2 separate regions of the Homo sapiens genome follow, and region 1 is linked to region 2. A link is a loop called in an ENCODE intact Hi-C map of the cell type or tissue named here. Cell type or tissue: heart left ventricle. All regions are shown on one strand. Each heading gives the region's core, and the rest is flanking DNA. Links, peaks and the distances in the headings are about the cores only.

Evidence for each region. Peaks named below come from ENCODE experiments on the same cell type or tissue, not always from the same donor. Only the 100,000 strongest peaks of a DNase experiment are listed, where the experiment ranks them.
Region 1: a loop joins it to region 2, with 6 times the contacts of the local background. A loop is called at or near these places in 87 of 110 quality-filtered maps.

Annotation. Positions count from the first base shown.
Region 1 is chr3:178,440,394-178,445,777 of GRCh38, forward strand. All of the region lies in intron 1 of LINC01014 (long intergenic non-protein coding RNA 1014), which reads left to right. Among named protein-coding and RNA genes, the nearest start is that of LINC01014, 24 kb to the left of the region's middle. In heart left ventricle, for the core only: a CTCF peak has its summit at 3,409 (motif pointing right); no DNase peak of the experiment used is centred there.
Region 2 is chr3:178,963,803-178,969,186 of GRCh38, forward strand. LOC124906307 (a long non-coding RNA gene) reads right to left here. Exons shown (of 3, transcript XR_007096179.1): 2 at 1,643-1,694. Among named protein-coding and RNA genes, the nearest start is that of ZMAT3, 110 kb to the right of the region's middle. In heart left ventricle, for the core only: CTCF peaks have their summits at 2,961 (motif pointing left) and 3,163; no DNase peak of the experiment used is centred there; H3K4me3 peaks cover 1,005 bases; H3K27ac peaks cover 214 bases.

The DNA.
Region 1 (5,384 bases), core at 322-5,321, 520 kb before region 2:
TTATAGCAAACAGCCTTGGAAAGTAGATATTGTGTCTAGTGTACCTCTCTAGGATAGAGAGAGGGAAGATTTGTTTCCTGACCAGGACAATATAGATAACTTCTTCCCCAAGGGACAAAGATTTGGCATGTTTTCTAGCATCCCTCTTGAGTGGCTTCCTAAGTTCAGTGTTCCCCAGCTGTGACACAACTCACAGTGTGTACAGTATCCACCAGGACCTGGCTTCGCATGGGCCCCAGGGAAACTGGAGGGTAAGGGGAGCTGAAGCCAACAAGAAGCTCATGCTGCCTATTGTCCCAGGAGCAATCAACTGAGTAAAGCGATGTGTGTTCATTGTCTCCTTACCAGTCAAACCTATAGAATTCTGCAGAGCTGACCTAAAACCTTCCTGATGCTGCTTAGGGACTGCTTGACAGCATAATCAGCTCCTGCATCCCCATCCCTTCTCCACACTTCTTTGTCTTGTTCTGAGCCTGGGCTTCCTTGCCTCTGGCTTCCTGGTTAGGATTGGCATAATGGGATGTGCTAGGGGAGATGGGAAAATGGGAAGAGTGAGAGGTCAGGGTATTTATTCTTCTTGCTCCTTCTCTGCCTCTGTGGCTACAGCTCCTGCTTGTAGTCTCTCTTTCATAGCCAGACTCTGGTAAAAACAGTGCTCTTGGAAAAATATTATGTCACTCTTGCTAGACCTTGGGTGTATCACTATTAAAAGCTTTCACCAGCTGGGCACAGTGGCTCACGCCTGTAATCCCAGCACTTTGGGAGGCTGAGGTGGGCGCATCAGGAGGTCAGGAGATCGAGACCATCCTGGCTAACATGGTGAAACCCCGTCTCTACTAAAAATAAAAAAATTAGCTCGGCGCGGTGGCGGGTGCCTGTAGTCCCAGCTACTCGGGAGGCTGAGGCAGAAGAACGGCATGAACCCGGGAGGCAGAGCTTGCAGTCAGCCAAGATCATGCCACTGCACTCCAGCCTGGGCGACAGAGCAAGACTCCATCTCAAAAAAATAAAAAAAAAAAAAAAAAACCTTTCACCCTGCCAAAATCTCTATAAACAGCTTTCACAAAGCTATCTGCAGTAAACTATTTTGGATGTGCCACCTTGTTTTTAAAAATAAGTTAAGGCAGTCTCTTACATGTATGAAACAGGTTATACACATATACATAAAATACTGCTTTTAAAACTGTAAATTACCTCTTGTCCTCATCGTACTGAGTCTTTGCAGCCACCTTGGACCTCCATAAGGCAAAGATACTTGCCTTAATTTATGGTACTCTCAGGAAGGCTTTGACTGGACTGTGTTACAAATGCATTTTCACCTGCTCCTGGCCATTTGTTTTGATGCCTATAGAAGTCCCGTGGGTGGCCATGTTAGTGGCCATGTTAAAGATGCCCTCTTTGTCAGCATGCATCTCACTGCACCTCTTCTCGCAGATAGTTATGGTTCCCAGTGTGCAAATAATACACTTTAAGTCTTGGTATAGTTAAATAAATGTAAAGAAAATTTAAAAAGGACCACAGCATAAAAACTTTCTACATAAACTTAGATCATTTGAGGAAACTTCAAGTGAACTCAGAACCACAGTTTGTAGTTGGAAGAGATCTCCAAAGATGTTTAATAAAACTCTCTCATTGTACAGTTCATTTGATTCTTGGAAAATGAAAATTGCATGAATTCATTTTAGTCCCTGTCATAATCATCACATTTTCCCTTTTTTAAATATTATTTCTACAATGCAGCAGAATAAATTACAAGAAGAGTTCTAAAATTCCAAACTAATAGAAAAGTATATTATCCCAGTAGTACATACGAAGAGAAAATTACTAAGTGGTTTGTTTCCTTTTGTTGACAGTAATTACGACGATGAGGCTATGATGCTCATGCTAGGTCTCAAAGGATGAGCAGGTGTGGACCAGGAGGATGAGACTGTGCAATGGCAGCTCTAACAGAGCAGGCAGCCTAGGCAAAGGCCTGGAAGGGAGAAAGAAATTGATGTATCCAGGGAGCTAAAAGCAGGTCAGAGTTATAGAAGCATAAGCTAGAATTGAGGGAAAACAGAGGAGAGAAAGGTGAATGCTACCATTTAAAATTATCTGTTTCTAGCCACACAGCCAGGTTTTCTCACTATAAATGCCTGCCAGCACTGGGCTGGAGAATAACCAAGATCAAAAACACTCAGGTTCTCAATTGACCAAACAATCATGATTAACTATTTGAGAGCCCTATTTCCATTAATAGTTCTTTAGCACTTGCTGCGCGTCTAAGCACCACAACAAGTGATTCTATCAAAATCCTAAGTAATTTTGATTCAAATTATGTGGTCGTTATGAACCAAGGTCAATGCATCTATTGAGCAGTTTCCATCACGAGTGTCTCTCCAAAGAGTTGTTTTTTTATTCTCTCCCATGAAGTCTAAATCCAAAAAGCATCTAGATCAATGCAGTTCAAGATAAAGGCTGGGCTCTACATGGATGAATGTGAGTTTGCACAAGGAGCTGTCAGTGGATAATTACCGTTTCCGCAATCTACATCAGTAACTCCTAAAGCCTCACCTAAGTAGCCATACAAATATAAGTAAAAATAGAATGCTTGTTACTTTGATACAACTTCCAGGCAGGTTGCCCATCACTTAGCACCTCCCCAAAATCCAGTGTCTTCTCTAGACTTCTCTATATAGAAATGTGACCTAAGTAGAATTTCTGCATAATATTTTTAAGGGAGGAGTTTTGAGAAAGAGAAAAGTTATCTCAGAAACTAGGACTTAAAGTATAATTTTAAAAAAGAGGAAAAAAAGGTAGGAATGAATAAAAAGATACTATGTTTCTGCTAGCAAACAATTTATATTTTAACTAAGTAGATAATTATTTTAAAAAGCAATTAATAAGAGACAGTTAGACAAGACCCTTTGGTTTAATGCTCTGCTGCTGCCATCTTGAAATTCTTAATGATTTTTAAACAAAGGGTCCCATGTTTCCTTGTATTGGGCTCCACAAAGTATGTCTCTACTCTTGCCTGTGATATGGGAGTCCTCAGATGGGCAGGCATTGCATGCACAACTGGTCAAGGAAAGCAAATGGAAAAGAAAGACTTAATCCAGGCTTTAAATAAAATTTAGGAGGTAAATAATTTAGGCAAGGGGAGGGGGGAGACTTAAAATTCTGAATTAATACTCTTCCTGGGAAAACAGCAAAAAAAGTAATAATAATAAATTAAAATTAAAGCCTAAAATTAATCTCCCAAAATGGTTTCAAAAAATAAGTTACTCTGTTTAGGCTTTGCCTGTTTTCTCTGACTTAAATAGCTAGTATATTTACTTAAATCTACATTGTTGCTTCAGCTTCCAGAAAGGATTTATTATTGTACACAGACCATGAAATAAGTTCATAATTATCAGAGAATTCCACAAGGTGTCAGCCTCAAGCTAAAATGATAAATCCAACGCTGGGAAATAGTTTTAATTTTAAGAAATGAAGATTTGAAGTCTCCATTTTGAATTCTGTGTCTGGGGCCTGTAGTAATGTAGCAGCCCCTATTTGTTGGGTGCCTCGTACATGCTAGGCACTTAACATACATTATTTCTAATCTTTAAAATAACCCTGTGCTATGGTGTGAATGTTTATGTTCCCCCCCAAATTCATATATTGAAATCCTAAGCCCATTGTGATGTTTTCAGGAGGTGGGGCCTTTGGGAAGAGATTAAGTCATGGGGCAGAGCCCTTATGAATGGAATTAGCATCCCTAACAAAAAAGGCACAGGGGAGCTTATTTGCCCCTTCCACCTTGTGGGGATGCAGCTAGAAGGCACCATCTATGAGGGAGCAGGCCCTCGCCAGACACCGAATCTTCATGCACCTTGATCTTGGACTTCCCAGACTCCAGAACTGTGAGAAATAAATTTTTCTTGTTTATAAACCACCCAGTCTATAATATTCTGTTACAGGTGCCCGAATGGACTGAGATATCTCTATTGATTTTAATCCCCATTTTACAAATGAAAAAATATGGTTAATGAGTGTTAAGTCAATTTCTCAAGGCATACAGCCAGAATCAATATTCAAAGACAAAACTATCTGAACCCAAATCCTGTGCAATTTCTGCCATACTGCCTCAAGGCCTCAAACAAACAAAGCAGTAAAAAGAGTTCAAGAATGGATATAAAACAAACTCTGGGACTGTCTCCTGTCCAGGCTCTATTCTACAGCAGCTAAGGGTGCTGGACCGTCACACTGGACCTAATAAACATCAACCCAGCAGCTCCTGTCTCCTGGGTTTTTGAGCACAATAGGGCCGCCCACCAGGGCAACTCCCAGGCTATAGAACCCTGCAAAAGGGCATTTCAATATCCACTGGTTTTTATCATCATCTATTATTATTGTTATCTAGTATTGTATAAGTTTCAAAGTAATGTTTGGTGTAAATCATAAGCATTAATATTACTGTTGCTTCCAGATGTTCCTGATTTCCCAATCACACCAGCAGGAATTTCTGCTCTCAGGAGCCTCCTCTATAGCTGTAGTTTCTTGACCCAGACCTACAAACTCAGCCCTTTGCCTTCTGAAGCTCTGGGGCCATTCTTCCCTTATTTAGAAGGTGATTCAATATTAAGCTTACGGCTGGTTGTTCTGTGCAACATTGTAGTTGAACCTTAGACAAGCCCCTGTCCGTCCCAGGCTCTTGTCATTTGGACCCATTGCTTTGTTGTGCTGAACTTGAATCCATGCCTTGGGAAGGCAACAACTAGCATGAGGATTAATATCTCTGGCTCTGAGTTTGAGTCCCAGTACCATCACTTTTAGGGTGACCAACCATCCTGGTTTGCCTAGGATTGTCCCGGTTTCAGCACCAAAAAGTCCAGGATCCCATGAAATTCCTCAGTCACAGGCAAACGGAGATGGTGAGTCACCCGAAGTTTACTTCCTAACTGTGCAACCTTGAGCAAGTCACCTAACCTCTCAGGGCCTGATATGTAAAATAGGTAAAATACTAATATTTACTTTATCACATCATTTTGAAGATTAGATGAGTTATGTATACAGTGCTTAGCATAGAATAAGCATGCAATACATTTTAGTTAATAATATTATTACTCTTGGCCCGCTAGTACTCACTCAGCCTATCATTCTTCTAGAGCTCCTAGGACTGGAAGATTGCTTTGTTCTTGCCAATCATTTCCAAGAAAGGGAAGTCCTGCCCTAGAGCCCAAGATAAAAAATTGGGGCCCTTCCTGCCCTCTATCTACCCTTGCTTTTTCATTTTTCTTGTTCCTACGCTATCAGCTCTCCTACTTAACAAGCCTCTGGGAGCTCTTTGTTTTTAAGCATCAGTAACCATTTTGACAGTTCACACTCCCAAAAGCCTCAGTGACCATGAGAATGTCCCTCTA
Region 2 (5,384 bases), core at 315-5,314:
GCCTCTGATCCTCTTTCCCAAAGAACTAAGAGGGACCCTCTTTGGAATTTCTTTATCTGACTAACAAATTTTCCTTCTTAAGACAATGCAATTTTCTTAAGACCTCTTACCTAGGAATCTCATCAAATAACCAGGAAAGATTAACCACTGGAGAAGAGACGGGGTCATGATTACAACCAGACAGACTTTTCATATATTATTTTGAGGACAGCTCTGAGAGACTACCTGGGGACTTTATCTTCATAATAAGACAACCTTTGTTCTTGTGAAGTTCTGCCCCTCTCCGTCCTGGAACCTTGTCATCCAGCTTCCAAAGAGAATCATTTACAAAATAATGTCTGCCTTCTATGTCCATACATCTCTCCTCTATGAAGACAACATTTAAAAATCAAACATCTGACTCCTCCTTAAGTCTCATATTTTGTGTGTAGCTTCTGTGTTTATGCATGTTGAATACATTTTATATGCCTTTTTCTTCTATTAATCTGCCTTTTATCAGCTCATTTTCAGCAAATCCTCAGTGGACAGAGATGAAGCGTTCCCTTCACTCCTACACTACCTACGGATTTTGTGATCTTTGGTAAATTACTTAATGTCTCTGAGATTCTATTGTTCTATCTATAAAAGGCAGATAATAATAGTATCCACATTATAGGGTCGTTTGAGAGTGAAATTAAGTGCCCAGAATAGTGCTTGTGTGATATAATAAGAAATATATTTGGTCTTTGTTCCTAGTTTTTGTTGCAGGGCTTCTGAAATTTTTGGAAGTCCTGAGTGATAGGAACGTCTTTCATTATTCATAATGATCCCCTTTATAATAACACGTGAGTTCATGCTAATGAGGTGAGTTAGATAACCCTAGATAACCTCAGGATGGGGCCAGTCCCCAGAAAGACCAAGTGATTAAGGGATTAGAGGGTTGGAACTTTCAGCCTTGTTGACCAACCTCCAGGAAATGGAGTGGGGTCTAGAGATTAAGCTCTCCAAAGCTGTCGAACAAGATTTGACAAGCTTCACAGTTGCTGAATGTGTAGAGGAGCTGGGAGGATGGGATGCCCCTCACGTCTCTACTCAGCCTGTGCATCTCTTCCATCTGGCTGTCCTTGAGTGCTGCCCTTTATAATAAATGGGTAATTGTAAGCAAAGTGTTTCCCTGAGTTCTGTGAGCCATTCTAGCAAATTACTGAACCTGAGAGGGGGTCATGGGAACCTCCAATTTATTGCTGGTCAGTCAGAAATATGGGGGGCCCAGACTTGAGATTGGCGTCTGAAATGAGAGCAGTCGTATGGGACTGAGCCTTCAACTTGTAAGGGCTATTCAGGTAGACAGTGTCAAAATCGAATTGAATTGTGGAAGACCCAGTTGATATCTGCTGGAGAGCTGCTTGAAATATGTGTAAAGACCCGTACACATCTGGCCACAAAAATATTCTGTGCTGAGAGTATAGTAGGACAGAACAGTCTGTTGGTTTGTGTGTTTCCCAGTCTTGTAAGTAGTAAACACTATATACATGTTTGCTATTATTATTATAAGAAAGCAACTGCCCCCTAGAAACACTCCTGTATGGTACAGTGTTAATGAAATTGACAACTGTCCTTTGTGAAAATAGTCTATCCCCAGAATACATATGTCATGCCATACCTTTATTGACTCCAATAGGGATGACACTGTGTCCAAGGGCTGAAGAAGAGACCTGGAGACGTGAACAAGACATAATGCTTATCAGGGGAACTTACATACAAAGACAACTTGGAAAAGAAACAACATGCATTTTGCTGCTTTTAAACTGTTCACTTAGAGAATAAAACTATCTACCAAAGTATAAAACACAAAACAACACAGAAGCCAGGTATGGTGGCATGTGCTTATAGTCTCAGCTATTCAGGAGGCTAAGGAGGGAGGCTCACTTCAAACCAAGAGTTCAAGGCTGCAGTGAGCGATGAACTCACCTGTGAATAGTCAGTGTACTCCAGCCTGGGCAACATAGTGAGACCCTCAACTCTTAAAAAAAAAAAGCAACTCATATGTGTGAGCAGAGCAATATAAGGATTCCATAAATGTATGAATCAGTGCAAATTTTCAACCAAGCATGACTCAGAGAAAAGAATATAGACTAAAAGAATGTAAAGGTAAAAGACCGGTCTATTACTTCTGAATTCTCATGCTCACTGCTCGTGTAACCCAGGACAAATCAGTGCTACCCTCTAGGACCAGTAATTAAAGTGATTAGGTTAGACTGAAAAGTTTCCTTTTGACTCTGTCTAAAACTTAATACAAAGAATATCAAAGACAATCAAAAGGTTTGTTGCTACATTCCATAACAGTTATGGTTTAAATTATTAGAAAAGTCCTAAGGTTTTTATTCTAATAGTATTTATTATGACAGAATATAGAGTAAAATCTCAATTAGCATAAGGTAGAATTAAACATGGAAACTTCCTGGAGTTTTAACCCAGGAAAGGGTAGATAATTTGATTAAAACTCCAAACTTCCTCTAGAAAAATACACAAACACATTTTGCATAAAATTTAAAAGATTCACTGATGCTTAGAAAGATTTAATTCTGAGAAAAACTGGGATTCAAACATGAGGAGAAGAAGAAAGGAGGAGTTACCCTAATTAACTGGTTACCTAGCCAATAGAAAAGAAGGATATCCAGGCGGCTCTTGGTTTAAAATCTAAATGCATTGTATTTGACAGCCACTTTATAATAGAATTAAACTTTTTATGGCTAGTCTCCAACTTAAACTCTGAGGTCTCTTGAAACTAGAAAGTGAATACAGCTTTTCTACTCATAGTTAAGCTTTTAAAAATATTAACAGAATCTTTTCATTCATTCATTAGGAAAAGGAAGTGGTTTTTCATTTTCATTCGCAAGCCAGTTTCCTGTTCACGCTTAAAAAAATAAATAAATAAATTTGGCATAAGGAATGATGAGGTGCCCTCTTCTGTTTCTAAACAGTTAATGCAGGGTTTTTGAATACTAGCAATTTGAAGGATTTTGCATTAAACTTTGAACACAGCAAGATTTTAAAATCTGAAAGAATTTCTGTTGACCTCCAGTGATTGGAATACCTCTTTATGCAGCAGAAGTTCCTCTTTGCCAATTAAAAAGTCCTCATTTCTCTCTGTGTAATAGCACACCCTGTTCCTGGCTGAGAAGAAAACAAAATTAACCTTGGGCTGGCGGCTGTGCTGCCTGATTTCCCTGGGCGAGTGAATGAGCTCACCAAATGTATAAATAATGTGCCCAAGTCTCCTTGTTGCTCAGTTTTTTCATATTCATTGAACAGAAGCCTTGAGCGCAATTCCAAACTGCTAATGTGTTAATACTTTCACCAGAGCTTGACTCCAGTTGCTGAAAAAACAAATATAAAACAGTAAACCCAGAAGGATGACCCAAACTTCCTGTTCTTTATTGGCAGAATTTTGCTGTGCAACTTACAAAGTTTGACAAATTATGCAAAGAAGCAAATGTAAAAGGACAGCTCTGAGATCCAAATTGAGGTGCTGTAGCACAGTTGCTTTAGTGGAACTACCACTGGGCTGCTGCCAGTCGCATCTGGGCAGGAAGGAAATGCAAATTAAAAGGAAAAATTAGGCCATTTTAGAGCAAAGTGAATTTTCAGCAAAAGCTCAGTGCTAACACTGAAAAATAAAGAAGGTATTATTCAGTTTTAAATCAGATTGATTAATTCTTTCTCTTGGTTATTCCAAAGTGCTTCTTTCGCTCTTCCCCGAGACACTGAGGTGTTTTGATAACGACTCATTATTTCTGTAGCACCAGTTCTTATCTTTGTTACTTCATTCAACCTCTTTTCATCTCATTCAACCACAGAAAGTGATTTTGACCTTTTACAAGACCCATAACCTTTACTGAAATCAAAGCTAATTGCTTTTCTTTTTAAATGTCTTTTAATCACCTTCAAAACTAAACAAATAACTTCAATCTAGAAAAATCAGACCTTGGAATCAGAATGAATGTTAGACATCCCTCTACTGCTTAGCAGTCCTGTGAACCTGAGATTCCTCAGCTATTAGGTCCAGAAATACCTGTCTCATTTATGTCACCAAATAGTTGTTAGGATAAAATGAGATTACATATGGAAATATACTTTAATAGCATTTATTGAGTACTTAATATGTATTAGGCACTATTCTTAGCCCTTATTACTTACTAACTCATTTACTCTTCACAAGAAATTCAAGAGAGAGAATTTTATCCCTACTTTACAGATAAGAAAACTGAGGCAGAGAAACTAAGTAACCTGCCTAAAGTCTCCTAGCTACTAAATCTGAAATTCAAACCCAGGTAGTCTGACTCCAGAGCTCACACTCTACAACCATATACACCACCTTCCAGTGTGGATATGAGTGTGGTTATTCATTCATTAATTTATCAGCTGTCTATTGAACATCTACCATGTGCCACACACTCTGTTGGATTATTAATGGAAAATAATCAAATCTATAGGATTCACTCTTTACTATCTTCACTCTTTTTGCCCTATAGGAAATGAAGAGGAAAGGGTATAGGAAGAGAAAAGAAAGAAAACTCTAAACCTATCATTAAGAACATTTGCAAAATAGTCACATAGAGCCTTAAGATGCCACAGTTCAAATGAGAGGACTCCTCCTCTCCGGCATAGACCCAGTCACCACGGATAAGACTTGGGAGTGAGGAGACAATGGCGCAAAGCAGACCCCAACCTCTCCACAGGCAGGGGCAGAGGGATGATGGGAGAAGCACAGACAAGATGAGTCAGGACCAGAGGCTTGAGCTCATTGAATGGCAGAGTCACGGAGTGGCAAACTCCAAACCCCCATGGCTAATCCTCACCGTTCTTCACTAGGTTTCTGCAAGACCTAAGAAAACTTCTGCAAAAGCACTTCCTTGACTGTGAATTTATCTGCAATGTCAGAGGTAATGTAAAACCATAAGAAGGTGACTCCTATTGACCTCCAGTCCCAACAAGGACTCCAAAATTGATAGCTGCGTATGAAAGACATAGATATTTAATCTGCACATATGTATTTAATTTTTTAAATGGGGGAAGAGAGGCTCAAGTCCTAGAATTCACTGATAATCATCTATAAACAATTATTATTTAGAAGATAATTAATAGTTTTAACACTAATAGGCCTTTTTCTTCCAAAGCAGTCTTCTCCAGAAACTTCAAGTAAGTTTAAATTCATTAGTTAATCACCTTCTTCTGTAATAAGCAGTCACTGTTATTATTTATCCTATTTTTAAGAAAGAAAAAATTTAAATAAAGCAAGAATAATTGAGACATTTAGGCATTTCTATAAAAAGCCACAGCATGTCACCTGCCAGGAAGAACGCCTCTATAAGGCAACATGCACATTTTCTTTCACTTGAAGG